3 separate regions of the Mus musculus genome follow, and all the other regions are linked to region 1. Evidence: chromatin contacts called from ENCODE Hi-C or POLR2A ChIA-PET data. All regions are on one chromosome and are shown on one strand. The core of a region is the stretch at or near the end of the contact, and the rest is flanking DNA. Distances in the headings are between cores, read along the strand shown. Region 1 holds the start of Tatdn2 (TatD DNase domain containing 2). Region 2 holds the start of Thumpd3 (THUMP domain containing 3). Region 3 holds the start of Gt(ROSA)26Sor (gene trap ROSA 26, Philippe Soriano).

What was found. A loop is a pair of places that touch in the nucleus more often than their neighbours do. ChIA-PET counts read pairs that join two places held with the same protein, here RNA polymerase II (POLR2A).
Region 2: a loop to region 1 is called in a map of regulatory T cell, with 4 times the contacts of the local background. The contact joins the promoter of Thumpd3 here to the promoter of Tatdn2 in region 1. A Hi-C loop is called at or near these places in 1 of 37 maps with a recorded cell type or tissue (regulatory T cell). POLR2A ChIA-PET finds 5 or more read pairs at or near these places in 1 of 5 experiments (embryonic stem cell).
Region 3: POLR2A ChIA-PET joins it to region 1 with 10 read pairs in embryonic stem cell. The contact joins the promoter of Gt(ROSA)26Sor here to the promoter of Tatdn2 in region 1. A Hi-C loop is called at or near these places in 1 of 37 maps with a recorded cell type or tissue (T-helper 2 cell). POLR2A ChIA-PET finds 5 or more read pairs at or near these places in 1 of 5 experiments (embryonic stem cell).

The regions. Positions count from the first base shown.
Region 1 is chr6:113,694,755-113,698,803 of GRCm38, forward strand. Tatdn2 (TatD DNase domain containing 2) reads left to right here and starts at 2,296. Exons shown (of 8, transcript NM_001347356.1): 1 at 2,296-2,847; 2 at 2,953-3,363. The coding sequence starts at 2,959. Irak2 (interleukin-1 receptor-associated kinase 2) reads left to right here. Exons shown (of 13, transcript NM_172161.4): 13 at 1-272.
Region 2 is chr6:113,043,935-113,047,983 of GRCm38, forward strand. It overlaps Thumpd3 (THUMP domain containing 3), which reads left to right and starts at 2,368. Exons shown (of 10, transcript NM_008188.3): 1 at 2,368-2,456; 2 at 3,481-3,770. The coding sequence starts at 3,513. It overlaps Gm43868 (predicted gene, 43868), which reads right to left and starts at 2,237. Exons shown (of 1, transcript NR_164179.1): 1 at 101-2,237.
Region 3 is chr6:113,075,090-113,079,138 of GRCm38, forward strand. It overlaps Gt(ROSA)26Sor (gene trap ROSA 26, Philippe Soriano), which reads right to left and starts at 2,155. Exons shown (of 3, transcript NR_027010.1): 1 at 2,085-2,155. It overlaps Setd5 (SET domain containing 5), which reads left to right and starts at 2,550. Exons shown (of 22, transcript NM_028385.1): 1 at 2,550-2,623.

The sequences.
Region 1 (4,049 bases), core at 1,046-3,545:
ACAAAGCTATTTCTTTCTTTTTTTTTTTGTTTTTTTTTTGTTTTTTCGAGACAGGGTTTCTCTGTATAGCCCTGGCTGTCCGGGACCTCACTTTGTAGACCAGGCTGGCCTCGAACTCAGAAATCCGCCTGCCTCTGCCTCCCGAGTGCTGGGATTAAAGGCGTGCGCCACCATGCCCGGCTAACAAAGCTATTTCTAATTCACTATTTAAAAAAAGAATTCCATTATAGTGACAAAATAAAAATGTTTGTAATCTAGCAGCTGTCTTATAATTTTGTGTCTGGGTGAATTTGTGTACCGAATATGTTTGGCTCAAGGATTCTTGCTTTTGCTTTCATTTCTGTATGTATTGTTTGTACAATGTATGTATGCATATTTATGTATGTGCATGTGGTGTGCACACAACCATGTGCATATGGAGCTCAAGAGATGACTTGGGTTTTCAATCCTTCTTCCACAAGGTATGTATGTATGTATGTATGTATGTATGTATGTATGTATTTTAGTTTGCTGTTACACAAGGCTAGCTGGCCCATCTCTGTTGATGTAGAAGTGCTTAGATTGTATATACCCTTGCTGTACAGCCAGCTTTTATGTGGGTCCTGGTATTTGAACTTAAGACTTCATGGTTGTGGCCAGTGATTTAGTACATTGTCACTTTAGGGAGGGTTTTTATCAGCAATGCCACCTTTGCAGGGCTTGGGGCACTTGTATAACCCTTCATGGATATTAAAGTTGCTTTTATTTTTACTGTTACAAATAGGGATGGTTGCCAGGTGGTGGTGGCAGCACACACGTGTCTCTAATCCCAGCACTTGGGAGGCAGAGGCAGGCAGAATTTTATGAGTTTGAGACCAGCCTGGTTGGCAGACCTAGTTCCAGGACAGTCAAGATTTCACAGAGAGAGCCTGTCTTGAAAGAATCAAATCAAACCAAAACAACAAAACGACACCCCCCCCCCCAAAAAAAAAAGAAAAACCCCACAAACAAATAGAGATGGCTTCTGGGATGGTTAACCTTCACTGTGAACTTGGGTTAACAACCCTCTAGGAGTTAGATATGCTCTGGCTGTGACTAGGAGGGAGTTTACCGAGAGGATGAACTGAAGACAGAAGACTCTGAGTATGGGAGGTGCTATTCCATGGGTTTGGCTCCTGCATTGGGTAATTAAAAAAAAAAAAAAAAGTGAAGGCCAGCTGAGTGTGGAGAGCCTTTAGTTCTTGCCACCACAGCTGTTGGCCAAGAGCAGTCTGGGAATGAAGTAGTAGGACAAACTCTTTTCTTTACTGTTTTGGTTCTGGGGGGCGGGGGCATTTTAAGTGTCACAGGCTGGTCTGGAATTCCTGACCCTCCCCTCCAACACCTCCAGAGGGCTGCGATTACTTACAGACTTGTGTGACACCTGGGTAATTTGGTGATTAGGATCAAAAGCTTGCTTCTCCTGTAAGTGCTCTGCTATTGAGCTGCAATCATTACCTTTTCTGGGGTTGGTGTGGGAAGGTTTGAAACAGGGTCTCAAGAAGTTAGGAGGTGACCTTGAACTCTGGATCCTCTGTCCTACGGCTCTCTTGATGTGGGGTTATATCTCTTCTTTTCTTTCTCTCTCTCTCTCTTTTTTTTTCTTTTCTTTTGATCTCACTCGGAAGCCTAGGTTGATCGGAACTCATTAGCTATCCCAAACTGGCTTCGAACTCAGCAGTTCCCCAGCCTCAGCGACCCAAATGGAATTACCAATGTGAGCTACTATGGCTGCTTCAGGCACCTCTCTGTTCTCCCCACCCCCCGCTATTAAAATTTTTTTAGTTGTAGTCAGGTTCTAAAACGTCTAGGCTGGACTTTGTCAATCGTCCTGCCTCTTCTTCCTGAGCAGTTGGTTTTACAGGTCTATCCGGCAGGCCTGGTTCTGTTTTTTGTGTGTGTATGGCTTGTGCCTGCTAACCCCAATTCCGTCACTTTCTGGGTGTGTCGCTTGGTTTTTATCGAGCCACAGTTTCCTGCGTTGTTTTTTTTAAAAAAAAAAAAAAAAGGGGGAGGGGGGATGGGTGAGTAGGTGAGTGAGTGACAATGTTTGGCACGCGCGTCCGGTACCAAGAGGCCCGCCAAGTTACCCTCCATCGGTATTTTCGGCTCCCGGGCGTCCCCAGCAGGCCCTTCGCGCGGATCCAGGGCCACGTGAGAAGCTCCGCCACATATCGCTCCCAACCAACCACAGAGCTTCGTGAGGCGTAGGGGCACGCCCCAGAACGTCGGACCAACAGGCGCGCTCCGTCTTGCCCGAAGTCACGCCCCTCTCCCGTTGGAGCAATCGGCGCCGTCCCTGACGCCGGCTCCGCCCCTGCCGCACGCCGGCCGCCGGCCGCTGGGCAGGTTCCGCGGAGCTGACGCCGAGGTTGCGAAGTAGGCGGCGGGGCCGAGGCCTTGGATGAGGGCGCGGTGCGGCGCTGGGCCGGGTCAGCTGGAGGAGCGGAGGTGACTTCCGGCGCGCGGCTCCGGAGGCCAGTGGCTCCCTCAGGCCCGGGGCGGGACGGGGCGGCGGGAGGCGAGCGGCCACCCCGCCCGCGGCCCGCCCTTGGCGTCCGGGGCCTGCGGGCGCGTGCGGCCCAAAAGGCGGCTCCGCACGCGCTCGGCCCCCCGCGCAGGGCTTCGGAAGGCAGACCGCTGCACCGCGCCGCGCCGCGCCGGAAGCGCCTCGGCGTCTCGGGAGTGGCGCGCTGTTGACAGCCGCGCTCGCGGACTTGGGCTGCGCGTTGTTCGGGCTCGGCGCTCGGCCCGCGGACGCTTCTCGGAGCGCTGTGGCGTCCCCGAAGCCCGTAGCACTGGAATGGGCAGACGACAGGAACGGGAAAGGTCAGTGGGGCCGATTCCCGCCGTTGCCCTAGCGGCTTCCCGGCGGTGTGAGGCGAGCAGCCGCCAAGGCTGCTGCTACAATCGTCGTTCCTCTGTCCCTGGCAGGTGCCCATGGCGTCGGAGCGGCGCAAGGTCAAGTATCACTGGGGCAGCACGTCGGAAGGGTGTCCCAGCAAGCGCAGCCGCCCCCGGGAGCCCGGCAATGTGGCCCCCTCCAGCCGGCCAGGTCGCAGGTGTGCGTCGCGTCCTCGAGGGGCCAGCAGCCCCCAGCGTCTGAAAGTCCGGCGCGGGGACGATGTGGCCCGCGCTCCTCGGAGCTCAGTCCGCCGTCGCACCTCCTCTTCCTCTTCTTCGTCCTCTCTCTCTTCGGGCTCAGGTGTGGGTGAGGCCGCTTCCCCTGGCTTCCTGATTGCGAGCCCTCGGAGACTATTTACGTCCAAGGGGTCCCCTCTGCACCCTGCCCACTCCTCTCTAGAAGAAATGGCTTCTCTACGGAAGGAAGCTTGTAGCGTTAAGGTACGTGGCAGCGACGTCTGGCAAACAGTGAAGTCCCTTGCACGTGGTTTGAGGGGTGGAGAGAAGACATTTGGTGGGAAGAGAATAAAAATTAGATCTTTCCTGTGGAGGGCCTGGTGTGTGTGTGGGGGGGGGCGAGGGGGAGGGTGTTGAGGGGTAGAGCTCAGTATGGAGGGGGTTTTCAAACTTGGTGGCATTTGGAACTACTAGGAAAGCCTGATAATGGTTGTGGTCTGCCATCCCAGAGAGAGTGATTATAGATAGTTTGGAGGGATCTCTGCAACCTTCGAGTGATTGTAAATGGACAGTGGAACTGGAGGATCAGCACAATGGAAGGTGGAATAATGCCCAGGAAAGATGATGTAGATTTCGGTCAATTTATAGAGTTTGCCCTTGGGGCTGGAGAGAAGAAGGCACATACAGCTGCTGAAGGAGGACACAGGTTCTGAGAGCCCAGGTCAGGTGGTTCACAAGCCCCTGTAATTCCAGCTCCCATTCCTCGGGCTCCCATGGGTATCTATCTTCATGTGCACTTAACCCACATACGTGCACTTAATTAAAAATAAAATTAAATGGTCTTTGTACTTAGAACCGCTCTGAATTGCAGCTCAGGAAATGGACTCTTAGTGTGGCTTTTCACCAAAGTTGTGGATTTCTGCATGTTGGCATTCTCTGTTTGGTTAACA
Region 2 (4,049 bases), core at 1,118-3,617, 650 kb before region 1:
CTAAATATTAACCTGTTGTGCAAATACCACATGGATTTCAGGTTGTTTCTAGTTGGAGGCTATATGCAGTGTTTGTGAACAACTTGTTTGAATGTTTTCTCTTCTGAGTATAATATGCTTGCTGGTAGAATAGGTAATATGGTGGATCTATGTTACGCCTCTTTCAGAAAAGCTAAACTGAATTCTAACGTGGCTGTCACATTTTGCATCGACAGCAGCAAGATTTCATTGCTCCACATCCTTCCTATAAGAGATGATTTTTGCTTTTCAAACTTGCCATTTGAATAGTTATCATAAAGTTAGTGTTAGTGTACATTTCCCTAATGATTGGTGATAGTGACCATGTACTTCATGTACTTATATTGGTCTTTCATGTACCTTTTCCAAAAGCTCTGATGCAAGTCCTTTGTAAAGCAGGATAGAAAGGAGAAATTACAAGGACCTGAGAAGCAAAAGGAGCCGCTCTCTCAACAGCTGAGAATCACAGATTCCAAAACACTTAGCAACTGCTTGAGGCCTTTCTCCTTTCTCATCTCAGAACCTATAATTTTCTAGAACTCTCATCAGAAACTCCATTTAGTAAAGGGCATGTCCTAACCCCTTTGTACAACCCTAGTGGCTTCCGGTTTTATTAGAGTGTAATCCCATCCAAGGTACTTCTGAAACATCCTATAATCTCATTTATGAAAAATAAAGAAGGAATAAAGCTTTCTTTTCCATTTGAGATGTAATTTCAGAGCCACTAAGAGTTGTTATTCTGAATTTCTAGGCTTAAAATCTATGCTAACACTGTCTTTAATAAAGTTTGCTGTTTTGAGAGGGCTACACTTTCAGGTGCTTTTTTTGTTTTGTTTTTTTGTTTTTTGTTTAAGACAGCCTTGGCTGTCCTGGAACTCATTCTGTAGACCAGGCTGGCCTCAAACTCAGAGACTCAACTGCCCTTGCCTCCCAAGTGCGGGGATTAAAGATGGTAAGCCCCACCATCTGCCCCACCTCCCAAACATTTATTTATGGAGGTGAGGATCTCACGGTACACTTGTGGAAGTCAGGGGGCAACCCATGGAGTTTGTTCTCTCCTTCCACAGTGTGGGTCCTGGGGATAGAATGCAGATGGCCAGGCTTGATGGCAGACACCTTTTACATGCTGGGCCGTTTGTCAGACCCCTTTTTTATTTTTTACTAAACTACAACGCCGCTTTCTACGATACTGGCTGCTCCTAAACTCTTTGATGCATCCAAGGCAAGGATCCGGTTTTTACCTTTCTCATTGTCCGTGCTGACAAGGACAGTGTGGCTCCATGCCTCAGCTGCTGCTGCCACCACTGAAACTTTAAACAATTTTTATTATTTATTTATTTATTTATTGGTGAGGATGAGGGGAGAGGCAGAGAGAGAGATTGCAATGCAGTGTCATAATGCCCTTGGAGCCAGACTTGGCTGTCAGAGCCCCTGAAGTTACAGGTATTGAGAGCGGCCAGAGGTGGGTGGGTGCTGGGTACCAAATTTGAATTCTCTGGAAAAGCAAGCCTTAATCACTGAGCCATCTCTCCACCATCGCTCCCCCCCCCCCCCCAAAATCCGGCTGTCTCTTTCTGTTGAGTTCTAAGTTTCCTCTTTTAAAATGTTACATTTGGGGCTGGTGAGACGTCTTAGAGGGTAAAGGCTCTTGCTACCCATCCTGATTAGCTGAGCTGGATCACTGGAACCCACGTGGTGGAAGAGAAGCAACTTCTGCCAAGTTGTCCTCTGACCTCAGGTGTGGCACACAAGCTCCCTCCACACACACAGGAAATACATGTAACTAAAATATAGGAAATGTAACCTTTGGCATATATAGAGAAACATGATCTGAAAACCGCAGGCTAGGCTAGGGGCTATACTCTAGTTACAGCACAGCTTGCCGGTCCCTGCAGAATCCAAGCCGGGTATGGTGGCGCACACCTGTAGTCCTAGCATCCCGGAGGCAGAGACAGCGGATATCTGTGATTTCCAGGACAGAACGATCGACAAAACGAGCAGGCCAGTCAGGGCTACATAGTGAGACTCCAATCTCAAAAAGAAATTCCAAGTAAAGAGTGTTGTGCAAGACGGGAATGGGGGAGAAGAATCTCTTTAGCCTCGGTTTCTCTGGCTTTAAGACTGGAATCAAGTCCCAGTCTCACCCCAGTGCTCGACACTGAGGGCAGAGGAAGTAGAACAACCGAGCATCCGCTCGCTAGGAGAGCGCCCTCCGCAGTGGTTCCCTCCGGGCAGGTGACCGGCCTACCGGCCGTTCTTCCTCTTCCGGGTCAGAGTGCACCCAACTGCGCACAGCTCTCCGCGCACACTCCCCCGCCTACCCCGGAGCGTGGGAGCACCGTGCCCTCCGAGGCCTGACTTCCGTTTCCGGGCTGGCACCTCGGCTTCCGGCGGCGTGCTCGCGGTGCGGAGACCGGAAGGGTCTGTGCTTGCTGCCGGTAACTGGCCGCGGCTGGGAGTGGCCGGGTGGGTGGGACGCAGGGGAAGACGGCGGTGGCTTCGTATAGGTCGGTGCTGGGGCTGAGCGTCTGGACTCTCGCTGGGCTTCGCAGAGGGTGGGAGTGAGAGAGCCACTGCCCTTCGGTCCGAACAGCCCTTCTGCTCTCCACACTGTCCGTAGGAGTTGTGTTCACAGTGGCGAACGGTGACACGGTGGAACCGCGTTCACCTCTGTGGCCTGTTCTTGGTTGGCACAGCATTAGGGACAAGGAAGATGTTAGCTTAAGCCACGGCGCTTTTGAAAAGCTGGTGGGAGGTGTGGGCCCTCCATCACGGTAACACCACTCCAGCCCCTTCAACCTCCACAAACACTCCCACAGGACGTCTGTATTACTAGCTTCAGACATTTCCAAGGTGTCCCCAGCATGCGCGTCATTGGATCTCGGCGTCACCACATAGTAGGCTTTCAGATATTTGTAATTGTTTAGATAGTGGAAGTTGAGTTAATCTTTAATAAATTCACTGCCCACTTGTCTACATGGCGGAAAGTAGATACCTCACCCATACATTAAAAGTTTTGATCATTAGTCCAGAATTGTGTTGTTCTCGTTAAAATCTTCTGTCTTTGGGAAAGAGAGATATATTTAGTTTCCAGTTCGAAACTAGGCAGGAGTAACTTGCTTCCTGGACCCGCGAGTGTGGGAAGCAAGAATTTTTAACTCTGAACCACTACAGCCTCACATCCTGAAGTGCTAAGCTGAAAGAGCAACAGAGGAGCTTCTCTATTCATGTTAGCAAATGTAAGATGGTGCTTACCAACACAGATGAGCCTAAGCCAAGCACTGCATGCAGTGGAAACACTCTTGTCTTTTCTCCTGATGAGCCTGCATATTGCTTGTTTAGTCACGTTTCACTGCCTGTAATCCGTGCCCTTATTTATACTACAGTTTTAACTCGATAGGTACATTGAAATACAAAAAGAGATGGCATTGTTTCCCTTTTTCTTCCCTGTATTGCCTCTAGAGACTGTTGGTCCTTTTAGAAACATCTCCATCATGTCTTGTGACACTCAAGAAGCTACCAGAGAGTGCCTGGGTATGAACCTTGATGGCAACAAAGAGCCTGTGTCGCTGGTAGAAAGCGGCGTCAGAAGTGAGTCGGAGCATCTCCAAGTCACTATTGGAGCCACTGTACCCACTGGCTTTGAACAAACGGCTGCGGGGGAAGTGAGAGAGAAACTGAAGTCGGCCTGCAGAATCAGCAAAGACCGCGGAAAGATCTATTTTGATATTGCAGTGGAAAGTCTGGCTCAGGTTTGAACAAAACAGTATTTAAATTAGTCTTGGTTATTTTATGATTATTTTTCTGGTTTATAGACACCCCTCCCCCCCTTGGGAATCCTTTACTCTGTTCTGCTTAAAGTAGCTGCATTTTCTGTTGTGTACTAATTTATGAAATTGACTAGTTTACTATGTTGCTGTTTATAATGTCTTTGTAATGTATATTCAGTTTAGTACATTTTAGCGTTAGTTTAATATGGTTTAGAAGTGATCGTAGCATTTCCTGATGATTTATTCACCGAAATGAAATAC
Region 3 (4,049 bases), core at 905-3,404, 620 kb before region 1:
AATACCATGTGGCTCAATAATGAAATATACCTTTTAATGTCTTAAAATATCAGCCTGGCAATATGTAAGATACATCAGGTAATATTGGGGGAGGAGACATCCACCTGGAAACCATTAATGGTTAATAGCTCAGTTTATAAATGGAGAAAAAGGAGAGAGGCATTCATGGGAGTGGAAAGTTAAGCTTTAGGTTGGATTCTCAATACATCTATTGTTGTAAAACTCCCTGGACTGAGAATAGGCCCAAATGTGGAACACCACCTGACGGGAGAGGTGATAGACACTGAAAATTAAGGATCAAGGCAAAGGATCAACAAAAAGTGTACTAAGGAGTTATAAAAGAACTGCAGTGTTGAGGCCCCAGCTACAGCCTCGATTTGTGGTGTATGTAACTAATCTGTCTGGTTTCATGAGTCATCAGACTTCTAAGATCAGGAAAGGGAAAATGCCAATGCTCTGTCTAGGGGTTGGATAAGCCAGTATAATAAATGAAAATGGGGCTAAAATGAGTGTTCTAAAATACCTTTTGATAAGGCTGCAGAAGGAGCGGGAGAAATGGATATGAAGTACTGGGCTCTTTAAAAATGATTAAAATTCTGCTTACATAGTCTAACTCGCGACACTGTAATTTCATACTGTAGTAAGGATCTCAAGCAGGAGAGTATAAAACTCGGGTGAGCATGTCTTTAATCTACCTCGATGGAAAATACTCCGAGGCGGATCACAAGCAATAATAACCTGTAGTTTTGCTGCATAAAACCCCAGATGACTACCTATCCTCCCATTTTCCTTATTTGCCCCTATTAAAAAACTTCCCGACAAAACCGAAAATCTGTGGGAAGTCTTGTCCCTCCAATTTTACACCTGTTCAATTCCCCTGCAGGACAACGCCCACACACCAGGTTAGCCTTTAAGCCTGCCCAGAAGACTCCCGCCCATCTTCTAGAAAGACTGGAGTTGCAGATCACGAGGGAAGAGGGGGAAGGGATTCTCCCAGGCCCAGGGCGGTCCTCAGAAGCCAGGAGGCAGCAGAGAACTCCCAGAAAGGTATTGCAACACTCCCCTCCCCCCTCCGGAGAAGGGTGCGGCCTTCTCCCCGCCTACTCCACTGCAGCTCCCTTACTGATAACAACTCAGAGCGACTTTGGGAGAGCAAGTGCTTCCTGCCTCCAAAACAGCCCAACTGAGCCCTCGCTCCTTCCCTCCACTCCCCGGAGTGCGCGATGGAGGTCTGGCTCAGCACGCCCCTCTTGAGGCAACTCAAGTCGGAAACGTGCTTGCACCCGCCCCGCAGCCGCTCAGCCCTACTGCCCGTCCCCGCCCCCAGCGCGCGCTTCCTGCCACGTTGCGCAGGGGCGCGCGGCCAGACTCTGCGGCGCGGGGCCGAGGGGAGGGCCGGAACCTGGGAGCGCCTCCTCGCCGCCCCCGCTGGCCGGCGGATGGACTCAACTTGCACGAACACGAGCCAATGGCAAGGGCCAGTTTTCTGGGCCCCGAGAGCCAATCAGACGACGAGGCCCGGCCGGCGGCGGGTAAAACGACTCCCCCAGAGGAAGGGGAGGGTGGGCGGCCGCTCGCGCGCGAGCTACTTTCGCTGACCCTCCCTCCCCTCCCCCGCCCCGCCAGAGGCCGACCGCGCCCGCACGTCCAGCTCGCCTCACCCCACCTACCTCCCGCCCCACCCAGTGGGCAGAGCGAGGCTGCCGGCGGCTGCGCACTCCGGCTGCCGTTAACTGACAGGCGCCTTACGCCAACCAAAACACGCCATTTGTGTTTTCACACACGGCGGGAGGAAAAGAAGCCAATCAGCGACGAGACGTCGGCCGGAAGCGCTCCTCCGCTGCCCCCCCCCCCCCGAGCCATGGCCGCGTCCGGTGGAGACTTTTCCGCTCCCTTCTCCCTCCCCCTCCGGTTGCTGCAGGGCGGACCGCATTCCTGCCCACCACCCGCTTGCCCCTTCCAGCGTCACGACTCGTACCCGGCTGTCTCACAGAACGGCTCCACCACGCTCGGAGGGCCTGCCGCGGCCGCCCATCCCCGCAAACGCACCAAGCCGCCCTCCCGCCAGAGTCCCGATCCCCTACCTAGCCGAGGCTCTCTGAGGAGCCGGAGCCCCAAAGCACAGCCTCTTCTTTAGGCGGCCCCGGCAGCCTCCGCTGATTGGCGGCGCACCGGCCAATAAGTGTGGGGCGGTGGGCGGAGAGGCCAATGGCGCGGCGGGAGGGGGCGTGTCCCGCGTGCCCCTGGCGCCGGCACTGGGAATCCCCGTGCGGTCAGTGGCGTTTCCGCTCGGGCAGCGGGCTGAGTGAGCTGCCGCCGCTGCCGCCGCTGCCGCCGCCGGGGGAGGGGCGGCCGCCGCCCGCCTGCGCTCAGAGACTCACGCAGCCCTAGTCCCGCCAGTCCGCCAACACAGTAGTGCCGGCCCCCTCCGCCCCTGGCCCTCCCCCTCCCCGCCTCGGGCTCGCTCCGCCTTTTCTGCCCCCCACCCCCACCTCACGGGTACGGGCCATTCCCGGCCAGGAAACGCCGTGGCGCCGCGTTGGGCCTAACTCGAGTCTCGCTGCCTCCCGGGAGTGCCGTGCGCCGCAGCCCGGGCCCAGGCCCCGGCAGCGCCTGGGTCAAGGTAAGGGTCCAACAGAAAAGAGACACCGAACCACACGACCGGGCCCCGGGGGAAAGAAGGGTCACCTCAGTCTCCCTGCGTTCCCTCTCCTCGGGGTCGTGGGCCTGGGCCTCCCCAGCCTGGTAGCAGGAAGATGCTTGCCCTTTTCGTCTTCTCAGCTACCTTTACACACCATTGCACCGCTCTTGCCCAGAGAGAAAGGCTCTCCTTCATCTAGTCGACCCCACTACCTTTTTAATGTCTTCCCTGGGTCAGGACTCTTCCCCTCCCCCTACTCTGGTCTCCCCTTTTTGCCTGGGTATTGCCTACTCCACGTTTATACCCTTTTCAGGAGAGGCCTCCCAACCCTGCTCTCAAAATACACATACTTTTTTTTCTGTCCCTGAGCCCCCCACCTCCCCTGTTCTTGCGGCCTTGTGACAACTCTGGTCGCTCGTGGGGGCCCAGTCCTCCCCTCCATAATCTTCCTGAACGCCTCTCCTCTGGTTTTCCAGTTCCTATCTCAGATGGCTGCTGCTTTTCCCACACCAAAGACATTACCTTCGCCACCCCCACCTCACATTCTTGGACTCCCTGTGGCGTATGCCCCAGTATCCTTGCGATATCCCTGTTGAATTTGTAGGGTTCTAGCCTGGAATTGAGCCAGATTTTGTCGTTTTCCCTGCCTAGGGCGTGGAGAGCGATCTTTTAAGAACGACTCTAAAGAAGAGGGGGAGGGATATGCCCCTATGAATCCGTGCAAGCCAAGATCCTAGGTAAATGGTAGTGGGCAAAAGCCCTGGTTTTAGTAGGTAATCGCTCAGAAGGAAAGTTTTAACTCCTGGGAAAGCCCCTTCTATGCTAATTTATTCTATCGGGCGCCTTTGCCTTTCTCATTCTTAGGAATAAGGATCTTTCTCCTGTGTACTGATGCTGCAGCCCGCCCTGCTGGCCTGGGTCAGGGGTGCGTGGATGACCTGCATTTTCTGCTTTCTCATGTTACTTGTGTAACGTCTTCACCAGCAACTCATTTTTCGCCCAGAGCTCTGGGCTCTGGGTTTTGTCTATACCTGGATTCCTTTTGCCAATTGTTCCTGTGCTCAAAATACTTAAAAAGATTCAGGTTCTCGAATTTCCTCCATACCTTGACTAAATTGTTTTTAGATGACATATTTGTGACCAAGGTCATGTTTACATTACTTCCTTGCTTATATGTTAAATACCTATACTTTTGATTGGGGAGGATCCAGATGGAGGAGGTTCCAGGAGGAGGTTTGTGTGCAGCATATTGAGAGGAAAGTGTTTTGATGGTTAATTTGATATTAATAATGGTTTAGGTCGCTAGGAGGAAAACTTTAAGAGGTTATTTTAGATGTGTGCAATCTGACCTAGGACTAAAGCAGAGAATACTGACATAATTAGAGATTTCTGAGTTTGGAGGACACAG